Regions from separate parts of the Mus musculus genome. Here all the other regions are linked to region 4. Evidence: chromatin loops called from intact Hi-C (ENCODE). Cell type or tissue: heart. All regions are shown on one strand.

Region 1 (8,000 bases), 110 kb after region 4:
ACCACTCCAAACAAGTAGGTTTTGCTAAGGTCAACAGTAATCTACAACCAGATTCACTGAATGCACGGGTTTCAACCTTGCCCTTCCCTCTTCTCTCAGGAAACACTCTTCCCTTGCCTTCTGCCCTCATGTTTCCTGGTTTCCTACAACTCTTTTGGCTCTTCCTTACCCCTGTGCACTTTACTGGTTTGATTCTCTCCCCAGGTAACAGTAAAAGTTGCTTATGTTTTCATTTTTGGCTTCTCAATCAAGACCCGCATTTGGACATTTTTTATTCATTCCAACAGCATCTTCTACCACCACATACTGATGACCTTGAGCTGGTACCTCTCATCTATTGCAAACGCCTTCATACTTCTTTTATAGCCATGACCACATCCACCTCTATTCCTTTTTCTGACTCCATGAACCACAACTTTGTTCTCTAGCAGTATAATGTTGTCAGTACAAGAGTGCTGCATATAGATAATAGTTTGCTATCTCGACATTGGCCATTTTAGTTTTTATTCAGTAAAATATCCTTGAAATTTATTCAAGTTGCTCATTTCTTTTTAGTGATGAATGTATCTCATGATATGTATGTGCAACAGTTTGTTTAAGAACTTACCCACTGAAGGTAACTGTACTGTTTCGAAGAACTACCAATAAAATAGCTATATACACTGTTTATTACATGACTGTATTCCCAATTCTTATGATAAACGTCCCATATCTTTCTAAAATAAAAGAATTATAACATATTCTTTCTTTAGTTTGTTTTCCAAATGTCCTTAAAAAAAAAAAAAGAGAATCAAAATCTTTAACATGGCGGCTACAAAGGACCTACAATTATCAGGCCCTGGGTATATTTCCATTTGCAGATTGGGTTGTTTTCTTCACTCTCTTCTTCCAACTCTATTTAGGGCCTTTAAATATGTTTCTCCCCCTGCCTGGACTCTTTTCCTAGTACCCAACCTCACCTCTTGCTTTATATTTCCGGATACTAGATCAAATGCCACTTCCTCAGAAAGGATTCTGGAAATTTCTATTCTCATTTAGATGCTGCTCTTAGAGCATCCGGTGCTTCTCTCGCATGATAGTAAGATTGAAAGTGTGTGTTCTTTGTCTGACCATTTCATTATTATCCACTCTATATCCCTTAGATTATAAGGTCCAGGAGTGACAATGTCTATTTTCTTCACCATTATCTCTGTAACATTAGGAGACACTTGCCTGTGTTGAATGAATTTTGGCCTTGGATTTTAAGAACAGATGGTCCCAATTCAAGTTCTATCTCTAACACTTATTAAGTATTTGTGGAAAAATTAATCAAACTTGGTAAATCTCAGTTTCCTCATTTGTACAATTATAGTAAGAGCATATCTTAATAGTGTACTTTTCTGAAGCAAGGCAGTGATTCAGTAAATACTGCTATAATTAGTTTAGGCAGAGATACAAAAATTGTATTTTTCTTCCAATAGGTTTTACTTAATCAACTTCATTTTTGCTTACTTCTTTCAAGTTCTAACTGAAGCAATGTGGAGACTCCGAAAAGCCCTCAAAATATAGATCTTAGACAAACAGTAGAGCTCCCGATTGTGACCCCACGGGTGTCCCATTTGACAAGTGGAACTTTGCTTGTCCTACTGGCTCCAGGCTCAGATCTTTATCTTATGTACTTCTTCACGCTGTTGATTTCCAGGCTGTGGAACTTGGGGTTAGTAAGAATGTACCTTTTGTATACCTAGTTTCCAAATCAGTTTTCTAATCCTGTCTTGCCTCTTTCTTACCTTATTTCTTATTCTGCCCCACAGAGATTAGTCATCCTGTTGATAAGATAGTCCTTGGTTTGCATCTCAAACCAGGACCAATGGGACTATCAAACCGTGTATGGGCAGGATTGTAGTATCTTTCTTCCTTCTTTCCTACTCAAGACTAAAGAAATTAGTGACCTGGCAAGGTGTTGTTCTTATCTTCTTACATCTTTTTTTTTAAGTTTAGAACGAAGGCATGAGAGTCACAGAGCTCTTTCTGACTTTACCACTATGTTACACCTTCCAACCAAGAGTTATAAAATTATTTTCTCAGTTATCATTTTTATTGTTTGAAATTCTATTGTGCATGTGTATATGATATGTCCGTGTGTGTGTGTGTGTGTGTGTGTGTGTGTGTCTGTGTGTGTGTGCGTGTGTGTGTGTGTCTGTGTGTGTGTGTGTGTGTGTGTGTGTGTGTGTGTGTGTGTGTCAGAGGACAACTGTTTGGAGGAGGTTCTGTTCCTGTGGCTGTATGTGGATTCTGGGATTGAATGTAGGCAGCCAAGCTTGCTCTACTGATGTAGGTAGAGGGTTATCTCTCAGGCTTTTTATTTTCCTTTTCTTCTAAGATCAAGTCTTAGATCTTGACCGAGGAAGGCCAGTGCTACTTAAGAACCACTTCAAGACCCCAACACCCAGATTATGTTTTTGCTTCAAATATCATAATCTTACTTTTTTCTTTTTACATTTTACTCACTTTTCAATATCGAGCTGAACTGTATTTTACATGAAAAATTTCAGCTGATAAGGCTCAATTTTGAGAATAAAACCTATAGTACTTTCTGAATTTATATCATTCCATTTGGAATTTAGTCATTTATTGTCTTATGTGCATATAAAAATCACTCAACAGTTTAATTTCTTTTCTCAACTCAACCTTAAGTTTCCTTAGTACAAGCAAGCACAAAAACTATGTATTTTAACTCCACTAAACATGATTAGTCTCAAACAACGGCACATGCTTAATATCTTGTAGGATGAATGCGGTTATGGCTGGTCTGTTGACCAGGCTTTGGCATAAAGGCCCAGGTTATAACTGATAGAGTTGGTAGACAGGCGGTTTCTGAATGAACTTATCAATGACCAAGGCAAGCAAAGATGAATCCAATTATGGCAGCCTAGTACTACATACTAAGACCGTGTTCAGAGACAGAGAAACAGCATGGGAGCCAAGGAACAGGAGAAGGAAAGAAAGGAAAGAAAAGGTTAATATGAAAATACTATAAGGCTAATATCTCTGGACTGTGTATGAATCCTTCCCTGGGCTATGCTTTCACATTAATGGTATACTCTTCCATTTACTCTTGTGGAAAAAAAAAAGTAATACTTGGCCCAATGATCGAAAGGAAAAGAGAAATTCAAGCAGCGGAAGATAATGTTTCTGGTTGTTGTAGACTGATGTGCAGTGTACTTTAGTTCTCAGAATTAGCCAAAAGATTAAAAAACAAATAGCCACTACAATCTCAGGGCTGGGGGTGGGGTGAAGAGGAAGGGTCTTGAAAATGGTATCTGAGCAATGAAAGACACAGAATACTTTAAAGATCACTGAATTTAATTTATTCAACCTAAATGCATAAAAGTACAGGTGGGGACATTATTTATGCAGGTATATGCAAATCACTTTATAAAATAGGCAAAGCCCTTCTGCTTTTTATAAGTTGCCAAGGTGGTTCCTGATATTTTAAAAGCTATGCACCTTTAATGTAATTTCCTTAGAGCTGGAATCCCTTAAAGAGTCCGTCATTGTGAGAGCAGGTTTGTTTTTACCCTCTCTCCTCTGGGACATTTCACAAGGCTCTCATAAGCATCACAGAGCGAGAGGTTTCCACAGAGATGTGACTGGAAAAATCCCTTGGAAATTGCTGAGGAACAAGTCACAGTGTTCAAATCAGAGAACATAGGCTTTGAAAACATGAACCCATCTGACCCCTTGAATGGAGTACAGTGAATTCCTGAGCTCTGAAACATGGGGCCCGGCTGTGCATGCCATATTGGTGCTATAAGACTGGCAGTAGGTTGGCTGTGGCATGGTCTATTTCAAACTCCTTCACAGTGCCCAGTGTTGCATGTTCCCAGATGACATTTGGTTGGCAGAAGCTGGGCCTCCAAAGCTGGCAGTCTGGAATGCAGCCCACTGTGTTTTGACAAACACATAATTGACCATCTGATCACCAGCCTACGTTCTGCACTCAGGTCACTGGGGGATCTGGGTTTGTAATAGGTCCCTACTCTTCATCGTGTGCATCTTCTCAAACCTTTCTAGAAAGCAGTATAGAGACAACTTAAACACACCCACGCAGATACTCCAGTTTGCAAAGAGAACATGGTACGTGAGACACAAGCTGCTGAAATTCTCCTTTAAAATTGTCCTGGCAGCCCAGAGTGAACGAGAGAAAAGCACACTTATGGTGAACTCTAATTCAGAGAGAAGGAATGAATATACTGAATTGTTTCAACACCCGGCTGTGCATAAGTTTCAATTCAGTTCAATGGCTTGGAAATTTTGCTTAGAAAAAGGCAGCAATGGAAAAATGACAGGAAATCGGGAATTGATTGACTTTAGAGAGCCATTATTTAAAAGTGCTTTTGTCTCTCATATTCTCTCTCCTAGCTATCCCATGCCCCCTGTGGGCAGAAGAACCCTGTACATCTCAAGGCTAGCAGGCAGCAGCTCAGTGTGATGCTAGACTGAGGCCTTCAGTGGAACTCCCATAAGGATGGGTTTGGCTTTAAGTTTGGCAACCACGGTAACATCAGCCTTTCTCCTAAAGGGCAAGGCAAAGATATGCTTGAGTTACACAAATGTTAATGCCTGAGTCAGCACTCTGAAATGACATCTCATCTCCACTCACTGCACAGTTCACTCACTGCACAGTTCAAGTCTTAAGCAATTGCCTTAGGTTTCTTTAAACTATCTTCAGGGGTGTACGATCAAGTCTAAACTCCTTTGCTTGGCATCAGAGGCCCCTTTGACTTGACTCCTGTCTATCACATGCTAGCACACTCGAGAACTCAGTAGCTAGACCTGGCGGTTACTTGGTGCCTTCTCACTTTTAAATGCTCTTGTTTTCTCTAACAACAAACCCCTTTCTCTCTCTCCTCCTGTGCCCACTTGGTAAACCCCTAGTCACTATTTTCACTTTCTGAGCCAGCTTGAACCTTCTCTATGGGTAAGCATTTGGAGATACCTGAATTCCAGTGCTGGTCACAAAACAGCCTTTGCACATGGTCATCGTCCCTAGAACACTGAGGGCTTCTTTCTTTTTTTTTTCTGCATTGCTGTGGGGCAAGCCCAGGCCTGCACTCCCGCTCCACTTCACTGAGCTACAAGTGTTCCAGCTTGAGCTGTTCTCTCAACCCCAGACTGTGCCATTCTTAATGAAAGGTGGCATTTCTCATTTATCTTGGAGTTCCCAGAACTAAGCACTGTTACAGGCTTTCTATAAACGTTTGTTGACTGAAAACTAAATAAAGAACTGTGCATAATTAATCAAAACCAAGCCAAGCAGTAGCCATAGCTCTTAGAAGCATGGTAAGAGACTACTAGCACTCTAATGAAAGTGGAAAATCCCAGCACTGAGGCATTTTCTGGGTTATCACAGGGGTTGGTGACTGGCTTGGGTGAGAGTTAGATGGGGCAGGGCAGGATGGAGGCTGTGATGTAGCATCTTTTTAATACAGAATGTCAGTAATGGAATACATTACCACCTTCTGATGATTAACTTTTAATATTGTAAAGGACTGGCAAGAGAACATATCTGGGTCTGAATTTCAGAGAAGCCTTGCTGACAAGAACTGGGCTCCCCAAACAGGGCTAGTCTGTGTCATCTGCTTTGAGGCAGCGTGGTAGATTGTGGAGTTTTCCTTTCTGTTTCTGCCGAAGAATAATGGGACAGAAAACTCTTGCAGGAAATCGTGGCAGCTATTCAACTCCTATTTAAATCTGGGTCAATTCCAGATGCGGACATTGCATGCAGTGCCAAGGACAGAAGGTCAAACAGGCTGAGTCTTGCACCTGTCCCGAGGAGGTCATTGAGGAGGCGCTTGGGAAGGAGAGGCCCTGGGGATAATGCTCTGGTTTGTTCCCAAGGAACTGTTCCTTTGCTGCTGAGGGGCCTCTAGAGCAGCACCCTGGAGCCATCAGCTGCTGTCCATGGGAGCACTTGAGGACACGGGACTGTTACTGGCTCCGTCATCCTGCTGGCATAAAGGCAACTTGAGGATTTCTAACAAGTCAAGCAAGCAAGCATGAAGCCTGGCTTGGGGTAGGACAAGGTCATGAGTACATGAATGGACTATCAGCTTGTGACACGGTTTTCTTTTCCCAGCCTTACTCTGCTAAAAAAAAAAAAAAAGTCCAGAAACTGCTCTGCTGATGTAGCACAGAATTAGCTTCACAATTTCCTATGAGGCCCACACGGACTTTCAATTAGAGGCCTCCCGACTTGATTTCTACTAGGTGACACAGGTCTCCTATACGGTTTGTGTCTCATGCTTGCCCCAAAGCACTGACGTCATAATAGCTGAGCTAGGCGGGCAGGAGTTCATCGTGCTGACTCATCTTGGTGATGTGAGGATTAATGCCTTGTCTAACACTGAGCTATTATGCGAACTGTTTTTACACAAAAGAGCTGTTACAAAATGATTTGCCAGTCAGAGGACTAGAAATATGCAGTGCTAGGTAACGAAGGGGAAGGGAAGGGTAGGAAGACACAGTGGTAACGATGAGCATGCACACCAACATCATCCAAAGCATTAGCTGACCGGCTGTATCACCACTGAGAATGAACAGGGAATGAGATGGCTTAGGGCCAGGTAGGACCTGGCCCTGTTGTATAACACAGCACCATTCCTTGAGGAGTCTAACCAGCCTCCTTCCTATGTCAGATAAAATGTCACATTTGACTTTAGCCTTAGCATCTTTCCCTGCATTCTCCTGTATTAAATATGTCTGCTGCAGGCTTCTAGGACTGATAGTGAAAGCCACATAGATGTGAAATCAGAGACCTCGTCATTTGGTGCAGACCACTGCAGCACAGGAACCACCACAGACGGGGAGGTGGCAATGTGATCGAGGGACAAAGGGAGATGCAATGAGCAGGATACCCACGGTCACGGTTACTTAGCTATTATCTGAGATGACTGCCTGTCTCTGTAGGATTTCCTAGGTGGTGCCTCTTGGTAGTGACTTGATCATTTGATTTCATTGCCCCAGAATCTCCTAAAAGCAGTCCAAAGTAATATTTATCCAAATCTGCTCAGTGCAGGCAGGTTTGGTCTTTAAATAATAAATGTTCTCTTTTTCATTTTAAATCAAGTTTTGTTTCTCCATTTCTTCTTTTTATTCCCCTAAAAAACTTCCTGTCTTCTCTGAAAAGAAATGGCGCATTCTATAAACTTGCAGGCACATGTGAATCCTGGATTTCTTTTATTTTTCTTCCTAGACTTTATAATTTTGCACAAATTTTTAGCCTATTTACTTTTCAGGCTTGTACTTCTTGGTAAAAGGATATTATAAATTTTGTCAATAAATGAAAGCTCTGATCTAGAAGTTAAAATTAAAAATGGTTGGACCTAGGGACGAGTGAATAACGGAAGAATAAATAATTGCTCATTGATTGACAGAGGAGCAAAGCCCAACTGTTGCTGAGATCTGGCTGTGGACTGTAAGCTTCAGTTCAGAAGAGCAGCGACTTTTGCAAATAGCAGCTGCAGCAAGGGAAAGGGCAGTCTTTTCAGAGGACAATGGCTGGGCTGCTGGCTCCCTCACACAGGGCAGCTCAGCAGTATACTACCCGACTTGGCTCCAAGCAGGAAAAGGCGCTAAACATGGATGCTAGACACCACAGTAAAGTCAACCAGGAAATAGGACACCAAAACCCAGAGTTTTTTTTCCCCAAATCTACTACTTCTTTTTTTTTTTAAAGGCAAAGAAGCCACTTTTACTCACATGAAGAGCAGCAACAGGCAACAGACTGGTGGTCAAGGGACTGAAAATGAAAGAAAAGACAAAGAATTAGACACAAAATCTAATGCAGGGGTGGACCACAAAACCTTGAGATTCCTGATGGGACTCACTGCTCCCACACTTTGTCACCTGTAGCCACAAAATCATTAATGTCCAACTTCAGCAAGTTTCAAGAGCTGTAGCCTTGCTATGATGGAGGCCAGTGTATTCCTGTACAAAAAGGACCCAGACCTTTCCTG
Region 2 (8,000 bases), 700 kb after region 4:
CTATTCTGGTAGATTAAAAGTCTCTATTTTTCCCTCACTCTTCTGATTTGAGCCTTCCTATGCAGGGATCTCTGTATATGAACCACGAGGTACTCTAAATGCAGTATGTCCCCTTTTTGGAAAAGGTTGATTAAAATATGTACTAACTCAGAGATTTAAGGTAGGCCTGAAAAGCCAAACACTCAACAGCAGAGAATGTGGTGGGCTCTGTATAATAAAAGCTATCTCCTGTAAGGAGTAAATTTATATATCAATAACAAAACCAGACTCATAACTGACAGAGCAAAATACTGAAAATCAGAACTTGTCATTTGGGAGCTAGCAACCAACTGCTAAGAAGGTGAGGTCCTCACCACTTGAAGCCACACACTTAAAATTCAATGACATACAGTACTCACTGAACCAGGCACCAAGTTTCCTTCTGTTACAACCTAGATTTTTTTTTTCTTATAGACAAAATGGCTAAAATAATGCTAAAAATTTTCCTATAGTATTCCTGCATCATAAAGGTTTTTTAAACCAGAGCAATGTCAATCAAGTGATTTTGGAGTTTGAAAAGAAAGGGTTAAAAACAAAGTTAGTTTGTTTATTTGTTTTCCAGTCTTCTTTCTACTCTTTAATGTCACCTGCGAGTTAGTCACAACTTTCATTTTTCCTTTTAAAACTAAAACTGGGGAAATTTGAGATACTTGATTTTTCGGGTAAATTCCTAAAGTAAATCCTACACAAAAATTAACGTGTGTTAGTGAGCTAATGGGTTTATCAGTTTTGCTAGTAGGACAATGCCACATAGAAATTTTACAGTTAATGTGAAAACACAAGATTTTACTGTAAAGCATCATTTTATTTATTCCAAACATATGATAAAAATAAGAATTTAAAGCCCCTATGTATCAATGATTTTTCTGAAATTTTATGAAAACATTTCACAAAAACAAAGAGTATAAATTATTTAAATAAAAGTTTTCAGATTGTCTTGTAATCATAAACACATTCTATACCTTCAAACTTGGTAACTTCTTTAAAATCTAGTTTGTAAAACACGAAAGCTGCTGGATTGTTTAATTAAAAAATAATAATCTCTTAGCAATGAGGAGTAGACAAAGTCCATTACCTAATGACTTAAGCTCCACAGAGACCAACAATTTCCCCCTCGCGTCACTGTTCCATCCCAAGTATCCAGAACTGCTGGTGATGTTGCCATGACTATTTCAGAAAATAAAACTTCCCTTCCATATCTGAAATAATTTAAAATTCATTTATGTTGTAAATCATTTACAGGAATTTAGTTGTAGCTTTTATTGCTCTTTTAAATGGCCTAGTTATTCAGTCTAGGCTTTTATCTGGGAAGCTTAGTTTGTCTCAAAAGTCTTCTGAAAATCTGCAGAAATGACACAAAAACAACTCACTTGAAAAGGCTTTGCTCTTCTATCTTTTTCCTTTATCAATCAGTCAAAGTCATACAGGCAAACAGGAGTACGCTATATGTCCCAAAGCCTTGCCACCTAACTAGGTGTCAGAGTCAACACCATATCTAACCGATCTAAACACCCACCCCCAGCATTGCCCTCAAGTAAAAAACATACTCTTTGCCTCATTACCTAGTCAATAAACTCAGGATCTTGGTATAGTGAGAATCCCAAAATGCTGGCCTACCTAGGCAGACAAACAAAGACAGCTTCCAGAACATGGATAAAATTTAATCATTTTTAAGCTTTTTTTTCTAACCTAATAAACACTAGAAGGTCATCAGGAAAAGGCATTATTGCTCTGGAGCCTGGTGGGGGTATACCTGTCAACCTGCTCTTCATAGCTGAAATGCTTGTACTTCTGTCATCTAAGACCTGAATCAAAGCCCCAATGCCTGATTGCCTCACTCTCTGGGCAGCTCAGAGACTTCCAGAAAACTCCAATTTCTTCTCCTCACAGGTTTATTTCAGCACCGTTTGACCTCAGACACAAAGTTCTGCAAATGGAATTCAATGGAATTCAGAACCCCAATCTTAGGCTTTTACACTAGAGCAACTGAACAGAACCATCTGTGGTTCTTCAACAATTCTAAAACCAAGTTTCTTGGGAGGATTCAAGAGATGCTGGAGTACCACCATGTCCTACCTGCGTGGGCACTCTGACGATTTATTAGGAATTCTAACGAGCAAGGATCTGAGAGAATAAGCGAGTTGTTTGTTGGTTTGTTTCATCTACTTTCCCTAGAAGTCAAGTCAAACCTAACTGTAACGCAAAAATACAAAACGTAGTCAGATCCTGACATAGTCATTTGTGGAGAGGGTCAGAGGGTTGGGGTCTATTCCCACAATATAGAAAAATGTCCTTGAGACAAGAAGCTAAACCAGGAATCCCAGTAAATCCTGTGAGAGCGTTAACTAGCCATTGATTCCTTGAATTGAGAGCTCACACTATTTTTCCATAAACTAGTATTTGGATGTTCTAAGTTTTTCAATGGCAACAAGTTGCAGCAGTAACTTGGAACACTGTTCACTTGAAATCACTGTATACGCTGAAATTTTTTATAGCAGAAAATACCAAAGTGAGAAAAGTCCACTTTAGTAACATTCTGGTGTGTGTGTGTGTGTGTGTGTGTGTGTGTGTGTGTGTTTAAAAAATAGTAAATTTCACTGTCTAAAAAGGTAACATGTTCAACTTAAATCTGGGCCAATGATTCTGAGGACTATACCATCAGGTGCAGGCTTCCAAATGTTTTCCCATGCCATTCAGATTTCTGCTGGAGAACTGTCTTGCTTCTTCAGACCTGATTTGACCCGGTTCGGAGTAAGAGATCATCAGATTACCGAGCTAGGTAGCGTAGCTGTACGCCATATTGTGTTTTTCGCTAATGTTTATAGTCTGTGTGTGTGCCTAGCATATGCTTGTGCAAGTGTGTTTATCAATACAACTTTTACGAAATCCCTGCCTCCTGCCTCTTCTGCATCCTTAGGAAGGGGAGGGGCTGAAGGGGGACACTGAGAGCCCCCCACACAGGGAAAAGCATTAAAACAATTAGAGGACCACATTTGAATGAACTTCAAAACCATACTCCTGTATTTGGGGATGGGGTAGGTTTTGTTATTTTGTTTTGTTTTGTTTTATGTCTCAAGGTATGAGAGAGCGTTAACTTTTTTTTTTTTTTTTAATGTTTCGGAAGGGGCCCAAAGGCTAAAGAGAGGAGGACAGGGTTCAATCCTTGCCAAGCCCCCCTGTCTACGGGTGAGAGCAAGGCAGGCTGGGCTACGCGCCCAAGCCCGGGTTCTCCGAAGCCAGTTCTCTGCGCGGGAGGAAAGCGACTGGGAGGGCGGAGGGAGGGAGAGGAGAGGGGCGGGAGCCGGCGCCGCCAACAGCTCCGGAGCCCCGGCCGGTGCCCCTCAGCTCCTCTTCTGGGAAGCCGCGACTCCAGAAGCGGGGAGGAGAGACTAGACGCAGTGGCAACGACCGGACGCCCCGCCCGGGCCAGCGGCGGACCCTCCCCGCAGGGTCGCGCGAGGCCGCCGGGCGGGCGCGAGGAGGGGCGGCGGGAGGGCGCGCGGGGCGGGGCGGGGCAGAAGCCCCGGGCTGCGGCTCGGAACTCGCGCCACGGCCCCACCCCGCCCCCTCCTCGGCGGCCCGTCACCCCCGACTCCCCGCGACTCGTAGACGCCCGGCCGCGCTCCGCACGCACACACCCCTCCCTCCCGCCCGCCCCACAACAAATTAGAGTTTTTGGCGTTACCTCCTCGCGCTCTTTAATCTTCTTTCCTCAACTCCTAAACTTCCCCCCGCCCCTACTTCTTCGGCAGAAGGCCCACATTGGGCGCCCGAAGCCGCGAACCTCTACCTTGTCCTACTATTGGGCGGCTCGCATGCCACTCGCTGCTTCAGCTGACCAATAGCGTTTGGACAGCCCTCGTGAGGTTGCCGCCCATAAACAAAATGCACTCTTCCTCCTCCCCTCCGCGGCTCCTCCCCTAACTGCCCCTTCTCTCATCTCTGTCATCTTTGATTGGCCTAGGAGACACCCAATCCGCTATCTCAAGCATCAACTGGTGAGCGGAAACTTCACTCAGAGCAGTTTTAACAGTCTATTGGTCAATGTTCTCAACTCTTCCCGCCCACCAGCGCCCTGTGTAGAGAGGCCAGCTGTCTCTGGTTATTCAGTGATCCAAGAGCTGGGAAACTATTGGTCGACAGAGGCCGTCAGACCGGACTGTAGTGATCGGTGATTGGTCAGTATAGGCACGATCAAGTTTGGTTGTTTACTCCTCCACTTCCCCACCCTCCTTTTCATCCACGTCCCCGCCCCCTCCTGACTGCTTTTACTTTCTACGCATTTCTATTTCCTCCTTTATTTATTTATTTGTGATAAACTTAAATGACCCGAGGATAGAGGCGGGACTCCAAGAGGGGCTAGAGGATGACGGGCGGCGGCCCGGGGCCAATTGTCGCGGGGACTGCGGGGTGAGGGGCAGCGGCGGCGGCCAGTGAGAAGCAGGTGTCTGCCGCGCGCCGCCTATGGAGCCGGGATGCCCCAGCGGAGGCGGCGGTTACCCGCTGTCTGGCTCGCCCAGAGGGGGAGGGGAGGGAAGGGGTTCAGTGCAGGGAGGAGGGGTGTCGTGGTCACGGGCAGTGGATGTCCTAGCGAGCAGGATCCTGGCGGTGGGAGGGACCGCTGGGCGGGAGGCGACCTGAGGCCCAGGGAGACAGAGAGGCGGGAGCAGTTTTAGGACTCCCAGGGAATGTGTTTCTACAGAAAAATACCGTGTAAAACCGTCTGCAGAGAGCCGCCCTTAATATCAATGAGGATTTATTATCCTACCGGAAAAAGCAGATTATGTTTCTTATTACTAAACGCCTGAAGTACTGACGACCCAACTGAAGCCCACAAAATTCAATATCCTGGGAGCTAGAAGGAATAAAGCAACACGGAAAATTAAATGCAGTTCAGATGCTTCAATAAAACCTTCATCTTCATCCATTTGTCACTCAGCATAGTACTCCCCAGAGCCAAATTCTAACAAATACTGGTCAGGCAAGGGCGGGGTGGAGGAGGAAGGGGGTGAGGCCTGAGGCCAGCAGGAAGCCAAGGATAGATTCCTGAAAAGAATTCCTTAAAAGGACTAAGATGGAAAAAAGAATGGCTTTTCACTCTACAAAGAAAAAGAATTCCTGCCAAAATAAGAACTAATACTTTTTAAGGAGCTTAATTTGTCACGAAAGGGATTTGTCAGAAACACCAACCATACAAAGAAACTGTATTTGTAGTATTGGTTATTAATACAGAAAATAATCTTATAGATTATAGACTTGAAAAATAGATTCTGGTAGACTTGAAGTAAGTTTAAGCCTGGATTTCACGTAGGTTTCCTTGACACACACTAAATACTTTGAACACCAAATGTTTGCTTTGACTAAGTAGAAGTCTGGCAGACCATAAGCAAAACAAAATTAGCCCTGACTTAAAAAAAAAAAATAGCACAAGGCCTTGACTTCATTAGTACATTAGGGCCTTTCTGAAGATTATGGGTGTGGCTATCAGAATCTAGAAATTGCTTAAAATATAAGAGAACTGAAGGATGTTCAAAGTAAAAAGTGCTACCGAGTGTGGATTTAAATTTGTGTATAAACTCTAAGTAAAAGTTTTACAGGAAATAGTCTGTGCAGAACAATCAGCTTCACGTGAGAAAATTAAGTAAAATTTAACAAAAGTGGGCAACTACTTAACCCCATAACTTTAAGAAGAAATGACTACTTCAAATTCTTATCATTTCTCATAAATTTTTAAAGATACTTTGCAGTGTTTTGTAAATGTGAGGATTATGATGAGGAATCATAAGGGCAACTATGTAAAATATATAACAGTGACAAGGTGAGGCCTTGGGTGTTACTACCTGTATTTTTTACTGTCCAATTCTGCTGTTAAAAGGCGTTGAGCTCTAAGGAATATCTCAGTGTTCATGTTTACATTGCATGGCTACCCTGACTACTGTGGGTTTTTGTTTCTCCCAGACAGAGACACCCCAGACATGTATTAAGAATGCCCTAATTGTGGGGCATGAGATATTTGCTCCTTACCATTTAAGAGAACTGGAGAGTGCCTGTTGGTGAGCTGGTGCGGCAGTTCAGTGGGTGAAGGGGATGATGCCAGGCCTGGTGATCTGAGTTTGATTCCCCATAACCCACCTGGTAGAAGGGAAGGACCAACTGCCCCAAGTTTTCCTCTAACCTCTAAACTTGCATCATGTACCTACACAAACACAAAATTAAATGAATGAATAAACATTTTTAAATTGTGTCCAAAAAGGTTAAGAAATTAAAGAAAAAAAAAGTTGATCAAAAATAAAAGATTAGCAGTTGCCTAGAAAAGGTTTATAAAAATGTCTTTTAGTCATCGAATCACAATCTGTTTGCCTCTTTCCAGTAGTCTATTTCTTCATTCACTCAACAAGCATAAGTATATATTCTTCACACTAATTAAAAATTTTAAATGGAGACAAAAATACCAAAACTAAGACTGGATTTGGCTTTTTTTTTTTTTCCTCCAGAGTTCTCTGCTTCTTAAAGAAAAGAAACAAATTACTCTGCTGTGCATGTTTGCATCATTTACGACGTGGGAGTATATAAAACACCACCTTCCAAAGGAATTAGAAAAATCGGAATACACTGAAATTATCACTATGTTGAATGAAAAAATAAATCAGTTACTACTCTCATGGGACTTAGATTCTATGAGGGCACTACATAGCTGCAGCATAATATATGAGGTCATATATAACATAACTATATACCATGTAGCATAATTAACGGCACCACTAGGTGAAGTAGAGAAAGTCTGAGTGATGTGATATATAAAATCCTGTAGTATATCAGAAAATATAAAATATTTACATCTGAGAGACAATTGAGAAAACCTCAGTGACCAGTAAGTATTCAAAAGAAGCCCACAGGAGAAAGCAATAAATGTCCAGCATAGCGAAAGGCTTTGGAACTTCTTGAATCCATAAACCCACTTTTGCCTAAAAACAATTATTCTCTGGGATGGCTATACTCTTATTGCCGACGTAATATTGGTATTTAGAAGATCCATTAGGGAACTTACAACCCTGTATATGATACACATCACTTAATAGTTTTACCCTTTAAAGAACAGGCCTGCTTTTCTATACATGAGCTCACTGATAACAAAAACACATTAACAGCAATAAGAAAATAGGAAAATAAAAATCTTCCTCTCCTAGTGGCATAAAATTGAACTAGACAGCAAAATTTGTCAGGACAATATGCAAAGCATTAAGGTTAGATGAGTCATTCACAAAGCAACTTAAGGAGGACACTTGTTAACACACATGCACCCCAGATGTGAATCAAGTTCCCCGGCCCCTGGAAACATTATATAAAATTTTCTTGAACCACGAAACCCACAATGTGGTAAAAGTCTGAAGCCCTTTATAATACTTCTTCCCGGGAGTCGCAGGCGCTTAGCCTGTTTTGCTCTATCCTCAGATTCTCCTTCCAATGCCTGCTCTTTGTTCTGCTCAAAGCTTTGTTGTAAGCTGAAGAGTCATACCAAAACCATAAGCAGTTTCCAACAAAACTTCACATAATTAGGATATAATGTACTTGACTCCAGAATGTGATCCCTGGAGAAGAGGAATAAGGGATGTGTGTGTGTGTGTGTGTGTGTGTGTGTGTGTGTGTGTATGTGTGTTTGTGTGTGTATTGTGTGTATGTGTGTATTGTGTAGTATACTGATTACATTTACTGGGGCTGGGGGGAATACCAGAAACAGGGTCCCACATAAATGGCATGTTGTTAAAATTACAGATTGGTAACAGAGATCATGAGTGAGGGGCCTGTTTTAGTGAATGGTATTAGATAAATCAGAACTGATCTCTAAATAATACATAAAAATTAACTTTGGGTACTTTATGGATAGTAGGTGGAGAATATAATTGATAGTTATATTGGAAATGCACAAGTGGATGTAGGGAGAGCTCTTTGTTCACTTGGAA
Region 3 (8,000 bases), 740 kb after region 4:
AGCTAATGCCTGATAGCTTGGAGTTCAGCTGTTTTAAGTTGAGTCCCCCAAGAACCCCAAAAAGGCCATTTCTTTTAGGGTCTAAAGTTTATACTGGATCTTGAAAAAGTTAGATTTTATGAGAAAGTATTTTAAAAAGTGACTCTAGGGGTCAGAAATCACAGGAGCCAAGAAGGAGAGGCGGTGCAATGAGACACGGGCATGGCTTTTGATTCAAGAACAATGAGGAGACTGGCTTGATTATTTTGTTTTGTTTTGTTTTGTTTTGTTTTGTTTTGTTTTGTTTTGCTTTGTTTTGTTTTGAGATAGGGTTTCTCTGTGTATTCCTGGCTGTCCTGGAACTCACTCTGTGGACCAGGCGGGCTTCAAACTCAGAAATCTGCCTGTCTCTGCCTCCCAAGTATAGTGTTAGCTTCTACTGGGGAATAATGGAATGTAAGGTCTAACACATTGGATGAGACACTTTTGGTTGAATTTTCCTAGGTCAGGGCTGTTTTGTCCTTGTACCATAATGCATTTTCCTCAGATTTTTGACCAAAAACAATTTGTGGGAAGTACAAAGCAGAGAGAACCAGTTCTAAAATTTATTGTTATGGACACCAATGTTGATTTTAGTGTAGTCAATGATGTTTCATTCCCATCATTCCTCTATCATAAATTTTAATGAAGAAAGATGGATTTTCATTTCTCTGATGAACTTGTGAGTCTGTGAGATAATCTTCCCTAGACATCAGGGAGAAAAATTCTGTAAGGGGAGAGCTATAGACTTGTCCATAAATAAACTCCAATCCAAACCAAGACAGGTGAAGAAGAACCAGTCACCAAAAACAGTTCAAAGCCAAATGGAGCAGATGTTCATAATGCTTCTATCTCCACCATGATCTTTTGGAGAATTTTCCTGAGGCAAGGACTATGAAAGTGACAGCCACACATCTGTGGTTTCTTACAGATGTGAATTCAACCTTTATACTGTTTTGTCTCAGCCCAGCACTCATGTCTTGACTCAAGCCATGCTGTACGCAGGGAAAGAAGAGGTTAGAGACCTCTGTGCCTTAACCATTCTCAAATGTAGCTTTAGCCTGGGAATGGCTACTGCTCTCCACCTTTGTAGATGTGCACATGCGTATTCTGCCACATACCAAACCTCCTCAAATAATGCTATGCTTGCCATTGTAATGGCAATATCTTGAACGTGCATGTGTGTGTGTGTGTGTGTGTGTGTGTGTGTGTGTGTGTGTAAGGGATTGAAGGGAATAAGAGAGAGTGAATGAGTATTGTGATCTGAGTATTTTGTGTCCTACTGATATTCATAGGTTGAAACCTAATTCTTTATGCAATGGTATTATAGATTGAATTTTAAATAAGTCTCCATGGTATGGAATTAGTCATGGTTCTAGGAAACAGACTGATAGGATGAATGTGTGTGTGTGTGTGTGTGTGTGTGTGTGTGTGTACAGTATATATAAAAAAATTATTAAATCATTGTACTCTGAAACATGACAACAGTTGTCTCACACTCGAGTGGCTGAGAACCAGTTGTTGCTTCCGGTCTCAAGGCTGGGTGCCTCAGCCATCAGACTTAACATTGTGGAATAGCTGTCTCACACCAGAACAGCCATGAACCCTGTAGTTGCCCAGTCCCTGAGGATGTGTGACTCAGCAGTTCAAATCTGGCCCTGAGAACCTGTAGGGTTTCTAGAAGCTTTTGTTCTTCAGTCCACAGTGGAACCCTGGAGATGCTGTTTCTGGTATCAACGGAGAAATCAGCTACAACAACGGAGGAAATCAACTCAAAGGCAAGAGGAAAGACCATGAGTACATCCTCCATCTGCCTTGCCCTGTAGTCTGGGCTGCTTCTAGAAGGTGCACTACACATTTGGGGTGTGCCTTTTCACATCAGTTAAGGTAGTCAGGATAGTCCCTCAATTGAGGCTCTCTATTGAAATAATTAGGTCTTGTAGCAAGTTGATGTTAAAATCAATTGTCACAGGCCTCATGAATGGTATTTGAAACTTTATAAAAAGGGATCCTGGCCATCATTGAAAAACCAACACGCAGCCTCCCCACCTCTAAGTCCACAACGTAACCGTGGCTTGATTTTAAACTTCAGCTTCCAGAACTGTGAGGAACTTCTGCTGTTTGTAAGCTATCCAGTTTATGACACTTTGCTTTAGTAGCTCTAATGGACAAGCAGTGGAAGAGGGTATGAGGGTGGGACACAAAGAGGGAATAATTGAGAAAATTAAGCCAGCCACAAGTGTGTGTAACAAAGAAAAGTAATGAAAATGGCTAGTACTAGACAGGATGTAGTGTAGCTGTTCCCCGATGCACTGAGGATAAGATTATAATCAAGACACCTTGAATATGCAATGTGAACCTTAAACATATCAGTACTGACGTTTCTGTGGGTTTTGAAAGAAATCTCACATAAAGACAAATTTATGCACCAAAATGTTCATTGAAAGATTATTTCTAATAAACACCGAGACAGAAATATCCAAGAATTATGGATGGGGTACGAACAGTTGCTAAAATATACCTATATGTAATGGAAATTACGTATCTATTAAATGTGATGTTTACAAATAGTATTTAATTACAAGAGTAGCAATTCTGATCACTATACTTAAGAAACTGTATTTTAAAGTTAAATGTGAAATATGATTTTAGCTATGTAAAAAACATGCATTAAAATATAGGGATTTTGTCAGGATGAAAGCAGTGGTGGGTGATTCTTTTCTCACCTTCTCATACTAATGTCAACACATTTTCAGCCTGTGAGCCTCTTCAAGAGGTATTTTCTATAGCATCATTCTTAATGAAAAAAAAAATACTACTCTAATAGATGGTGATAATTGAACCGTGTATGTCACAATATAAAGTCTTACTTCCCATTGACCCAATCTATTACTTCACAAATTGTCTCTTTAGAAAATATTGCAAGTTCATGTTATGATATCTGTTCTACCTGTTTAAAGACTATTTTAGAAATAAACCAACAGAGGCCAGGAGAGATGACTCAGTCATTCCAAGAACTTGCTGCTCTTCCAGAGGTCCTGGCTTCCATTCTCAGTACCCACATCAGGTAGTTCAAAACCACCTGTAACTCCACTTTCAGAGAGTCCAATGCTCCCTTCTGAATACCAATACTTATGTGGCACATATCCACAGACTCAGACACTCACACAAGCATACACACACGCATGAGCACACACACACACACACACTATACACACAAAGATAATAAACAAACAAATAGCTGCAGAAATGATGATATGGCCTAGAGTATGGTTTCCAGGGTAAAATCTGTACCTGGAACCAACAACATCAGCACCACTTAGAAACTTACTAGTGATACATATCTTCAAGTCCTTTCAGAGACCTGCCTAATCACATGCTCTGGAGAACTGACTGCACTATCTGAAATTTAAAATATCCTGTTGATTCAGATTCACAAGCAAGTTCAGGACGTTCTGGCCAAGAGCAGGGGTAAGATAAATACCAGAGTCCAAAGACTAAACCTGCCCACATATTATCTGTGTGTTTTTGAACCATCATAGTAATAGATAGTTTTGATAAACACAGTAAGTCTCATAGAATGTAAACATTTACTAATTGACTACATAAAATATTTGCAAACCCTTATTCTATAGAATGGAGGATCCTTTAGGTTATGTGTTTCCTTACCATTGGAGATACAAAGAATATCTTGAGAATTTACACTTTGACCAGTGCAATTTGATGAAGTGTCTGTGAAATTGAAGTTCAATTAAATATATTAGTGGGAGTTTCACTAATGATGAAATTTTGTAGGGAATATATGTTGACTATTCTTATGTACTCATCGTATTTCAGAAACAAACATTAAATAAAACTATTCTTATAAATGAAAATGGATCACAGAGAGTTCGTTTATCTTGCACTGAGACAAAATAAATCTAAAGGGTTCCACCTGCTGGCAGAAATAAAAAATTACTCTAACATAAAATCTACATTTAAAAGATTGTCTGGTTTAACAGAAATGATAATTTTGGAACTTTAAATAATAAAAAAGACAAGTATGCGGTCCATTTGTTTTTTAAAAAACAGCAATTTTAAAGAAAGAATAATCCGGCATTAACTAGGGAAGCAGATAACCCGGCCTGATCAGAGGCACAAGTCCCTTCCGGTCCACTCCAGCACCGGGATGCCTTGCCTGCGGAGTCTCCGGACACCCGCAAGGACGCACACAGGATCCCCCTCGGGATCCTAAGACCTCTGGTGAGTGGAACACAGCGTCTGCTCCAATCCAATCGCGGGACCTGAGACTGCATTAACTAGGGAAGCAGCTAACCCAGCCTGATCAGGGGCACAAATCCCTTCCGGTCCTCCCCAGCACTGGGGTGCCTTGCCTACAGAGTCTCTGGACACCCGCAAGGACCCACCAGGATCCCCCTCCGAATCCTAAGACCTCTGGTGAGTGGAACACAGCATCTGCTCCAATCCAATCGCACAGGACCTCAAACTGCATTAACTAGGGAAACAGATAACCAGGCCTGATCAGGGGCATAAGTCCCTTCTGGTCCACTCCAGCACCGGGGTTCCTTGCGCGCAGAGTTTCCGGACATCCCCAAGGTCCTCACAGGTCCCTCCACGGAATCTTAAGACCTCTGGTGAGTGGAACACAACCTCTTCCAGGAGGGAGGTTGGAACACCAGATATCTGGGTATCTTCCCTGCAAGAAGAGAGCTTGCCTGCAGAGAATACTCTGACCACTGAAGCTAAGGAGAGAGCTAATCTCCCAGGTCTGCTGATAGAGGCTAACAGAGTCACCTGAGGAACAAGCTCTAACCAGAGACAACTATAACAACTACCTTCAGAGATTACCAGATGGCGAAAGGCAAACGTCAGAATCCTAACAGAAATCAAGACCACTCACCATCATCAGAATGCAGCACTCCCGCCCCACCTAGTCCTGGGCACCCCAACACACCTGAAAAGCAAGACCCGGATTTAAAAGCATATCTCATGATGATGGTAGAGGACATCAAGAAAGATTTTAATAACTCACTTAAAGAAATACAGCAGAACAGAGCTAAACAGTTAGAAGACCTTAAAGAGGAAACACAAAAACTCCTTAAATAATTGCAGGAAAACACGAACAAACAGGTGATGGAATTGAATAAAACCATCCAAGACATAAAAAGGGAAGTAGACACAATAAAGAAAACCCAAAGTGAGGCAACGCTGGGGATAGAAATCCTAGGGAAGAAATCTGGAACCATAGATGCAAGCATCAGCAACAGAATACAAGAGATGGAAGAGAGAATCTCAGGTGCAGAAGATTCCATAGAGAACATCGGCACAACAATCAAAGAAAATACAAAACACAAAAAGATCCTAAATCAAAACATCCAGGAAATCAAGGGCACGATGAGAAGACCAAACCTACAGATAATAGGAGTGGATGAGAATGAAGATTTTCAAATTAAAGGGCCAGCAAATATCTTCAACAAAATTATAGAAGAAAACTTCCCGAACCTAAAGAATGACGTGCCCATGAACATACAAGAAGCCTACAGAACTCCAAATAGACTGGACCAGAAAAGAAATTCCTCCAGACACATAATAATCAGAACAACAAATGCACTAAACAAAGATAGAATATTAAAAGCAGTAAGGGAGAAAGGTCAAGTAACATATAAAGGAAGGCCTATCAGAATTACACCAGACTTTTCACCAGAGACTATGAAAGCCAGAAGAGCCTGGACAGATGTTATACAGACACTAAGAGAACACAAATTCCAGCCCAGGCTACTATACCCGGCCAAACTCTCAATTACCATAGATGGAGAAACTAAAGTATTCCACGACAAAACCAAATTCACACATTATCTTTCCATGAATCCAGCCCTTCAAAGGATAATAACAGAAAAAAACCAATACAAGGACAGAAATCACGCCCTAGAAAAAGCAAGAAAGTAATCCCTCAACAAATCAAAAAGAAGACAGACACAAGAACAGAATGCCAACTCTAACAACAAAAATAAAAGGAAACAACAATCACTTTAACTTAATATCTCTTAATATCAATGGACTCAAATCCCCAATAAAAAGACATAGACTAACAGACTGGCTACACAAACAGGACCCAACATTCTGCTGCTTACAGGAAACCCATCTCAGGGAAAAAGACAGACACTACCTCAGAGTGAAAGGCTGGAAAACAATTTTCCAAGCAAATCGTCTGAAGAAACAAACTGGAGGAGCCATTCTAATATCGAATAAAATCAAATTCCAACCCAAAGTTATCAAAAAGGACAAGGAGGGACACTTCATACTCATCAAAGGTAAAATCCTCCAAGAGGAACTCTAAATTCTGAATATCTATGCTCCAAATGCAAGGGCAGCCACATTCATTAAAGACACTTTCGTAAAGCTCAAAGCACACATTGCACCTCACACAATAATAGTGGGAGACTTCAACACACCACTTTCATCAATGGACAGATCGTGGAAACAAACTAAACAAGGACACAGTGAAACCAACAGAACTTATGAAACAAATGGACTTAACAGATATCTACAGAACATTTTATCCTAAAAAAATGGATATACCTTCTTCTCAGCACCTCATGATACCTTCTCCAAAATTGACCATATAATTGGTCACAAAACAGGCCTCAACATATACAAAAATATTGAAATTGCCCCATGCATCCTATCAGATCATCATGGACTAAGGCTGATCTTCAATAACAACATAAATATGTGAAGCCAACATTCATGTGGAAACTGAACAACACTCTTCTCAATGATACCTTGGTCAAGGAAGGAATAAAAAAGGAAATTAAAGACTTTTTAGAGTTTAATGAAAATGAAGCCACAACATACCCAAACCTATGGGACACAATGAAAGCATTTCTAAGAAGGGAACTCATAGCTCTGAGTGCCTCCAAGAAGAAACTGGAGAGAACACACACTAGCAGTTTGACAACACATCTAAAAGCTCTAGAAAAAAAGGAAGAAAATTCACCTAAGAGGAGTAGACAGCAGGAAATTATCAAACTCAGGGGTGAAATCAACCAAGTGGAAACAAGAAGAACTATTCAAAGAATTAACCAAACGAGGAGTTGGTTCTTTGAGAAAATCAACAAGATAGATAAACCCTTAGCTAGACTCACTAGAGGGCACAGGGACAGAATCCTAATTAACAAAAAGAGAAATGAAAAGGGAGACATAACAACAGATCCTGAAGAAATCCAAAACACCATCAGATCCTTCTACAAAAGGCTATACTCAACAAAACTGGAAAACCTGGACGAAATGGACAAATTTCTAGACAGATACCAGGTACCAAAGTTAAATCACGATCAAGTTAATGATCTAAACAGTCCCATATTCCCTAAAGAAATAGAAGCAGTCATTAATAGTCTCCCAGCCAAAAAAAGCCCAGGACCATATGGCTTTAGTGCAGATTTCTACCAGACCTTCAAAGAAGATCTAATTCCAGTCCTGCACAAACTATTCCACAAAATAGAAGTAGAAGGTACTCTACCCAACTCATTTTATGAAGCCACAATTACTCTGATACCTAAACGACAGAAAGACCAAACAAAGATAGAGAACTTCAGACCAATTTCCCTTATGAATATCGATGCAAAAATACTCAATAAAATTCTCGCTAACCGAATCCAAGAACACATTAAAGCAATCATCCATCCTGACCAAGTAGGTTTTATTCCAAGGATGCAGGGATGGTTTAATATATGGAAATCCATCAATGTAATTCATTATATAAACAAACTCAAAGACAAAAACCACATGATGATCTCATTAGATGCGGAGAAAGCATTTGACAAGATCCAACACCCATTCATGATAAAAGTCTTAGAAAGATCAGGAATTCAATGTCCATACCTAACCATGATAAAAACAATCTACAGCAAACAAGTAGCCAACATCAAGGTAAATGGTGAGAAGCTGGAAGCAATCCCACTAAAATCAGGGACTAGACAAGG
Region 4 (8,000 bases):
TGTGTCTCACTGGCCTTCTGAGGTCCATATTTGGTTATTCTACTTAGTAACGGTTGGTCGAAGTGCTGTTACCGAGAGCTAGAACACCAGGAAGTGGCATATCACTTCTTTTCTTGAGTTAATGTCTCAAAAGAGAACAGGGTCACATGCAATTAATCACCAATCGGAGGCCAAGTGGCTGGTTACCTGGCTTTAAAATATTCTCTGGCTTTGAAAATATATAGATGCTGGTTGGATCAAAATGGTGGCATGCTACTTTTGGCTACTTTGGAAGACCAAATGGAAACAGCTTGCTCTGAATGCAAAACAGCCAGAACCCTGGGGTGGGGGGGTGGGGGGGAAGCACGGCGCCAAGCTTTGGGAAGACACCATCACCTCACTGCGGTACTCACAATCAGATGACCCGGTGTGAGCGTGAGAGTTTGTCAGTGAATGTGTCGAGTGGATGAGGGCTGGGGCTGGAGACAAAACAGCTTCAAAGTTCAGGCAGGGAAGGGCCGGCTTGGCGCTGGATCCGCCCGGCTGAGTAATCTCATTCTCCTCAGATGCCTTCTGGTTTTCAGCTGTCTTGGGTTTCTTCCTGAGAATAAACAAAGGGCCCTTTGAAGGAACTGACTGCATATTTGGGAAAAGGCATTTTTAGAATCTGTTAAAGATAACTTGATTTTTTTTTTCTGAAGGGGGATGGGAGGGAGTCCAGTATGTCCCTTGTTTTAAAACAAGCTGATTCTTGTTTTTTTCCCTCCAGTAATGGCCTAACTGGGAACACACGAAAGCATATGGGCCAAGCAAACAGCACCACATTTGGACTCTGTTGGCTGTATAAAAAGACCCTGTCCCAGAACTTTAGACAGCTTGAGCTACGTATGGCTGACATTATCCAAGAAAGCATCCTTTCCCCCCTTAGATTTTTAACATGGTCTGGAAAAATACTAGTGGAGGTTTACCGTTCTAGCATTTGTCAGGAAGCTTAGAGACAGGACCCGTGGAGTAATGGGAAGAACACTGGACTGGGAGTCAGGAGACTTGAGCTACGGAACTAGCTGTGCCTGCAACTTGCTGTGTGGCTTTGGGCACCTCACTTCACTTCTCTGGGCTTCAGTTTCCTCATCTGCAAAATAAAGGGCTTGGATTAGAAGGCCCTACACGCTCCTTCTAGCTTTAAATCTGTTACTATTAGTTTTATGTGAAAGCAACACAGAATTTCAAATCCTAGTCTCCATCTGCAGGCTGTCCAGAGGAAGGGGTAGTGGCAGAGGTGACTGTAAAGTAGGAAGTGAAAAGCGATTAAGATGGTGTAGGTTCTAAGAGGCAAAGATGAATGGTGTCTCACACATACCCTTCCCTCTCTCTCTCCATCCCAGCCTTAAGATTCTCCATGCTCTTTGGTTTAGTATAGGCTCCCAGAGTTTAGGAGCATGACTGGTATTTATGTGCCTTCTGAGGAAGAGATTGCTGATAGGGAGTAGAATGGTGGTGGTGTGATTTAGTGAGGAACAGAATGTGAAATAGTTCAGCTATCAGTCAGCCCAGGATCCTTTTCTCCATGACAATCAATGATAACTAGCAAATCGGCATTTATGTAGCGCATGGACACCCCAAAAGGGATGAGATCCTTCTTGAACATGTCCCCAGTTTCTGTGGCTTTGTGTCTTTTTCTATCACTATGCTACCATAGAGTATGGGTCCCCCCCCTTTTTTTGGATAGATTATGTGTGGTACATAATCTGTTGTAAATTGCTGTGTTTCCATGTTCTTGTTTCTATGAGCATGGCTTTGGACTTGTATACAGAATATTTCGTATTGAAATGTGTTGTACTGGGTAGTCAAATCTGCCCTCGCAGAATATGGTGTTATGATTAGTATGCTGTGTTTTTAGTCCAACAGGTTGTGAAATCAAATCTGTTTCTTCAGAGGGCATGAGGCAGAGACAGCGTGGTAAAGATGAGGATGGAGTTGGGGGCTTTCAGATATATTTCTCAGTGTGGAGAAAGCCAACATAACAGAAACAAGCCGCAGTGCCTTATTCATTGCTGATGGGGGTCTGGGGCTAACCCTCAAATCCTGTGCCTATCAGGACCCCCAAGGATCTGCTCTTCTGGTCTTTCAGATTCAGAAAGGATTAAAAATCAAAGTCTTCCCTGTCTAACTGCCCCCTCCCACTGTCTGTTTCCCCTGGAGAAGCAGTGTTTCCTCTGAGGGGCCTGTTTCTGCCACTGGGGCCTGCCATCGGCTGGAAGCCCCTTGCTCACTTTTCTCTTGCCCCGTGGCCAGCTTGCCCAGCTGTCTTCACCAGCCTGCTCCCTCTGCAGACGGCAGCCTCAATGCTTTCCCTACTGCGCTGCTGACTTATTCTCCTTCCTCCAAGACCCTAGCTCTGCTGCTTTCCAGTCACTCGATCCCGCAGCACCGTGGCAGCCTGGAATCTGAGGACAGTTCCTTATCTGCCCTACCTTATCTCATGGGCCATGTGTATTGGCTGCCTTGGTGTGCGTTTATCATTCCCAGGGGTCTGGAATGTACACTCTTGGCTCTTTACCTTTACTCATTACTGTCCTTGCTTTGAACTGCCTTTTCTCATCTCTGCCGATGAAATGAGAGGAACCTTCCTTCACACTTATTAAATGCCGTCTCTATGCTAGACTGCTGTGACTCCCCTCTTTCAGACAGGATGGCTCCTCTCTGCATCACTCTGAGATCCCTCAGTGGTTGCAGGATTCCTGCCTTACTCACTAACTCTTTATTTCACTAACAGTTCCGTGCTATTGGCTCTCAGAGAGAATGGGCTTTCTGTGGAAGGGGAGTGTCTTAGCAGTTGTCCCATTTCTGGTGTTCATCCCTTTCTTTACTCCGCCTTTCTGCTCCCCTCCCCCACTCCCCCATCCACACTCTCGGTACAGAGACTAAGTGGCTGTGATGTGCCACAGAGGCTGAGCAATCTTGGTCCTGTCCTCCTGGGGTTACTGCCTATTCCATAATTCCATACTGTGAACCATATACACAGCAGCCACTTGCGAACTGTTTGCTGACAGAATTAAATAGAGCTGAAATTTAAATATACTTGGAGACCAGTCCTAGTTTGAATCTCAATTAAGCTTCCTCATTTTATGCGGCAGGGGAATCAACCTGGATTGGTTGCTTTTTCATTGATTACAAGAAGAGTCTTTAGTAAGAGTGGCTGGTCCTTGTAAGTCACCTAAATATAGGGACAAAACACCAATGGCCATCATTATGTAGCAGAAAAAAAAATGGTCTCTATGTTTACAGACAAGGCCTCAGCTAGCTTTTGACATGTGGTTCATGGAATTAAGAGCACACTCTTGCACCAGTGTACTGCCAAGCCACCCATGAGGTCTAACTCTGGAGAAATTGCACGGCTTATGCCCTTACTTCTTGTCCTGAATTAGAGTTTGATGCATGCCTGATTTTCTGTGCCCCACCTATGTCCAGGACCACCTTTGGTGGCTGTCCATGGCCCAGGGACATTGTAGCCACCTCAGCGAGTAGAACACATTCAAACCCAACCTGCCTGGCCCCTTCCCTTCCTTGCTTCCTGCCAGTTCACTTCTCCTCTTACCACGGCAGTGCTCCAACGTCACAGACCAGAGCCCTGCACACTGTCCGTTGGAGCACTTCCTCTCCCATTCCAACCTCTTTTATAATTCTCTGGGATTCCTTTTTCTGAAGCCAAGAAGCGTTAACACAAAACAGCAGTCTGTCTGACATGCACAGGTGCTGTTCTATGACCAATTTTTTTTTCAGTTTGTGGTTTATTAAGGAGGAAAGAGCAAACTCTCTTGTAATTAACTGAAAATGCCTTCTTTGGTTGCATAAAGGGGATTGTATAAACATGGCACATCTGAGGACATGTCTGTACAAGTCTAAGTAGTTTGCACTATCCCCTGGCGCCTGTAGAGGGCAGCAGCACACTGGCTGACTCCAGGCAGTATTTTAGAGCCTAAACTACCAGAACCTTCCTCCTGGTCACCATGCCAAAGGCTGGTGTGCCAAGCTCTCTCTGGCCTGGCCTCTCAGTCTCTTTCAAGTTTGTTCTCTCCCCGCCTGCTGTGCATATTCATATTCTCTCTCTCTCTCTCTCTCTCTCTCTCTCTCTGTCTCTCTCTCTGTCTCTCTCTCTCTGTCTCTCTCTCTCTCTGTCTCTCTCTCTGTCTCTCTCTCTCTCTGTCTCTCTCTCTCTCTCTCTCTCTCTCTCTCTCTCTCTCTCTCTCTCTCAACTATACACTCTGATGAGGTTGTCCCTCAACCAGAAAATGAAAACTTCTACGTAGAAGTCAGAGAAGCCAACAACAACAACAAAGAAAAAACCCGGGGGAGAGGAGAAAGGGGCCGTGAGGGAGAGAGACTTCAGAACAAGAAAAGGGCAGATGTTTCGCAAATATATGCAAAGCAAAACTGGGTGTACCCTGAACACTTCTACAGAAAAACAGGCCAATCATTGTGCACTTCCTCCCGCCACACTGGTGCAGCTCTGCATTCAAAGAGAGAGAGAGAGAGAGAGAGAGAGAGAGAGAGAGAGAGAGAGAGAGAGAGAAGTGTGGCCGCAGGCACCCGCCTTTCAACGGTCAGTTCTGACATTCTGACTGAACATGTCCCAATTGTCCAAAGAACAAAAACATTTTCATCTCCCCACTGTGAACATTTTTGTTATGAGAAAAAGGCTGCTTTAAGAACCAGGAAGGCGTTTAAGGTGAAGGGCAGCTGAGCTGGCCGGCAGAACCTTCTGGTCTTTAACTCTCCCTGTGCTGGCCCCGGCAGTAAGTTGAGGGCTGAAACATAGCAGTGAGTGAGGCTGTGGAGGCTGCTGGCTCGTCCCAAACTAGACCATATTGTTTTTGCAGAGAAATATGCATTAAAACATATGGATGCGCTGTTAGGTATTAAGCCTGTTAAATGCACGGGAACAAGGCAGATCGGTGGTGTTGGATGTATACAGTTCACACTCCTTCGCACATATTGCACACATACAGTGGCAGAAGTGCTTTCTGCAACATATGGAAAAATAAATATTTTATCCATGCGAGCTCTTATCAGTCTCCAGGGTCTGTTGAGAGGCGAGTGCTCTCTTCCATCTTTCTCCCTCTCTCCTCCAATTCTCTCCTTCCACTGGGCTCCCACCCTCTGCTGCAGATTATGCTTTCCACTAATCAGCCTGGCTGGAGAGGAAAGAATTAGTCAGAACCTCCCTTTGATAAATAATTACGCAGTCGCGGGATCAAGATAATTGAGATCAGTGATGCCTTTCTTGGCCTTTCTGGAGTCGGAACCATTTCCTTACTTACTCTGCTGTTTAACTGTAGAGTGTCTGCGGACAGACGGAGAGGGACGAAGGAAAAAGCCACCGACACTCCCACCTAGGGAGGGGAATTTAGGAAAACTGAGCTCCACTAGCTAGCAGCCTTGTGCCCGAGGCAGGTTATTTTGCATCTTTGAGGCCTTATCTTCCCTATCTGTAAAATGGGAACAGCAATGCCTTCCAGCTATGGGCTGTGATTAAGAATAAAGGAGACGAGCCAGGTTGTGTTTAGCACAGTGCTGGTCCAGAACCAAGTGCTGGAGAATGGGGCTTTTTGAAAAATATTAGTCCTGTGGTGTTCATGTTAGCTATATAAGTAAGATCTTCATCTTAGCAGTATTTTGAATATCTGGTTCAGGGGCTAACTGCCATCAATGGAGAAGGAATGTTAACTGCCCCCTTCTGTTCACATGCCTGTCATTGCTGTAGCTGTGTGGACAGTCCCTTGGAGCTGAGGGTCAAGCAAGCTGCGGCGGGCCATGAGCCTGAACAACACTGTGGCTATTCATGGACACCACCTACGGGACTCTGGGTTATCGCGCCTTCTTACCATTCAGCCTTTCAAGACATGGCCCAGTATTCTAACATTAGTTTAAAATGTTTTCATGATTAAAACATTTTATTATCTCAATCTTTCCCCCCTTTCTTCTTGGCAGGGCTGATTTGAAATATTTTTTCAGTGTCTTTCCTCCCTCACAATAGTCAGGATCCTGGCAGGAAATAAATGGCACATATAAAGGTTTTAACTGAAGGGAGTTGAATGGAGGGGACCATGTCTGAGGTGTGGGTGAGACTAAGGGATGCTCAAAGCATGGTGAAGACACGGGAGAGAGACAACGAAGAGTTGTTGATCTCATCTTTGAATCAGTTAAACTGGAAGGCAAGAGCGGTACCTTCTCTGAAGGAGCAGGATGGCCCTAGGGTGGGGTCTTACAGTCTGACTTGGAGAGCATGGGCTCTGGAGTCCCGAGAGGTCGCTGGGTCATGCATTAGGACAGGGAATGGGAGATGGGGTGGCAAGATTCGTCAGCGTACCTACTGCTTCCCTTTCGCATTTGCATTTCCTTCACCCTGTTCCTCTCAATTATACTTTCTGGAAGGAAAAAGCAAAATAAAATCAGATCAGTCCTCTGTTAGCTTCCATGAACCTATTTTGTCTGTTTGCCATTTATAGAGCCGGCAAACTGAATAAGTGAGGCTTTGTTTGTGTTCTTTGCTACACTTCGCGGTGCCCAGAATAGTGACACCCACTGAGCGCTCAGTACATCTCAGTGGATTGAGTAGACATACTCATCTCTGCCGTGCCAGACCCTATATATACACCATCTCATTTAATTATCACAACAGTGAGTGTCAGCAGGCAGCCCTGCGCATGTGTACAGGTAATGTGTTCAAATCAGCACTGCTTCATCATTACCTCACAAATGGCGAGAACAGGTACAGAGCACACGCAGCCCCAGGAAGGACACACTGCTTCAAAGTTCATGTTTATATCCTTCCCACCTTAGGAATTATGTCTTTTGTGTGTGTAAGGAAGCAGTTTTCTGAACAGCAGAGACTATTGGGTTGTAACTCAGTCTGCCCTGTCTCTGCAGCTCAGGAGAAGGCAAAATATTTTTCTGTGACAATAACATGTGACTGTAGCTTTCCTTGCAATTTCTAAGAAGGATTAGACCCCAGTTGTTAGGTCTGAGTTCTCTGCAGCACGAGAATGTAGGAGCAGCGAAGAATACACACACCGTGCTACCCTAGCAGTGCTGCAGTGCTGACACAGGCTTTACTCTGTGCTGAAGGAAAATTCCGATGTGAGAAGCGTGCACGTCTTGTACTTGAACGTAAGGATAAAGTCTGCAAGTAAGTTCTCTGTGTGACTACACTGAAGAAGCAATGTGTGGTCTCCTCTCATGCCATCAATCCGCAGTCCTCACTGTCCTTCATGCCCGTCTTGGCCAGCCAGGCCTGCCCATCACCTATATGCCAGCTATCAGCAACTACCATCCACGACACCAAACACATTATAGGTAAAAACACGCAAAACAAAATTCTAGCTTCATTTCTTTGGTTTTGAGGTATGTTAGAACAACTAAAGACAAAGGTAGGTACTATGGATGTAAAAGTCCTACCTGGTACCTAAGAAGATTATTAGCTTCCCATGTTTAGTGTTTTCCAGTAACAGAGACTTAAGTAAAAAAAAAGCATTATCCCATTATATGCCTCATACTGTACAGAAAAACTTGTAAGTACAATTAAAATGAGATTTCATGCGTAATTATTTTGTATGCATGGCTTCTAAACAATTCACATCTTTAGCCTTTCTTAGTATAAAAAAGCATATATTCATCTATTAGTTTCAATATAGTTAATAAATTTTCATTATTTTCCTGTGGATGTTGAATCTCCTGCCCTATCTTATTTGTGCACACTTTCCTGTGAAGGCTGTATTTAAACATAAATGCCCAGTGTACAAGGAACCCAATCAGCTACACAGAGCCATGCATCCAGAGGACAGAGCAGAGCTGGCAGGATGGGCTGGAAATATGGTGGAAGGGGCCAGAGTCCCAAAGGCAAGGCTTGGCTCCTTATCCTTGCAGGGAGGCAATAGCATGGTATGCATTTCAGAGATCATGTAGGCACGGGCAAGCCAAGCTGGCTCCCAGATTTGACCAGGGTGACATGAAATGACAAA

Evidence for each region. A loop is a pair of places that touch in the nucleus more often than their neighbours do. Peaks named below come from ENCODE experiments on the same cell type or tissue, not always from the same donor. Only the 100,000 strongest peaks of a DNase experiment are listed, where the experiment ranks them.
Region 1: a loop joins it to region 4, with 4 times the contacts of the local background. A loop is called at or near these places in 7 of 42 quality-filtered maps.
Region 2: a loop joins it to region 4, with 2.6 times the contacts of the local background. A loop is called at or near these places in 2 of 42 quality-filtered maps.
Region 3: a loop joins it to region 4, with 2.9 times the contacts of the local background. A loop is called at or near these places in 8 of 42 quality-filtered maps.

What each region holds. Positions count from the first base shown.
Region 1 is chr16:43,462,730-43,470,729 of GRCm38, reverse strand. Zbtb20 (zinc finger and BTB domain containing 20) reads right to left here. Exons shown (of 11, transcript NM_001285805.1): 5 at 7,744-7,783. Among named protein-coding and RNA genes, the nearest start is that of Gm15713, 47 kb to the right of the region's middle. In heart, a CTCF peak has its summit at 4,429; DNase peaks (open chromatin) are centred at 3,849, 5,889, 6,559 and 7,559.
Region 2 is chr16:42,871,649-42,879,648 of GRCm38, reverse strand. 4932412D23Rik (RIKEN cDNA 4932412D23 gene) reads left to right here and starts at 4,062. Exons shown (of 4, transcript NR_040521.1): 1 at 4,062-4,217. It also overlaps a transcript of Zbtb20 not described here. In heart, CTCF peaks have their summits at 3,218 and 4,524; DNase peaks (open chromatin) are centred at 3,498, 3,998, 4,168, 5,018 and 1 weaker place; H3K4me3 peaks cover 2,893 bases; H3K27ac peaks cover 3,574 bases.
Region 3 is chr16:42,832,081-42,840,080 of GRCm38, reverse strand. The region is part of intron 1 of 4932412D23Rik (RIKEN cDNA 4932412D23 gene); the gene reads left to right. Among named protein-coding and RNA genes, the nearest start is that of 4932412D23Rik, 40 kb to the left of the region's middle. In heart, a CTCF peak has its summit at 3,960 (motif pointing left); no DNase peak of the experiment used is centred here.
Region 4 is chr16:43,570,141-43,578,140 of GRCm38, reverse strand. Zbtb20 (zinc finger and BTB domain containing 20) reads right to left here. Exons shown (of 11, transcript NM_001285805.1): 7 at 6,350-6,407; 8 at 948-1,111; 9 at 393-580. The coding sequence starts at 958. Among named protein-coding and RNA genes, the nearest start is that of Mir568, 67 kb to the left of the region's middle. In heart, CTCF peaks have their summits at 3,907 (motif pointing right) and 5,737 (motif pointing left); DNase peaks (open chromatin) are centred at 490, 2,870, 3,950, 4,420 and 4 weaker places; H3K4me3 peaks cover 754 bases; H3K27ac peaks cover 5,357 bases.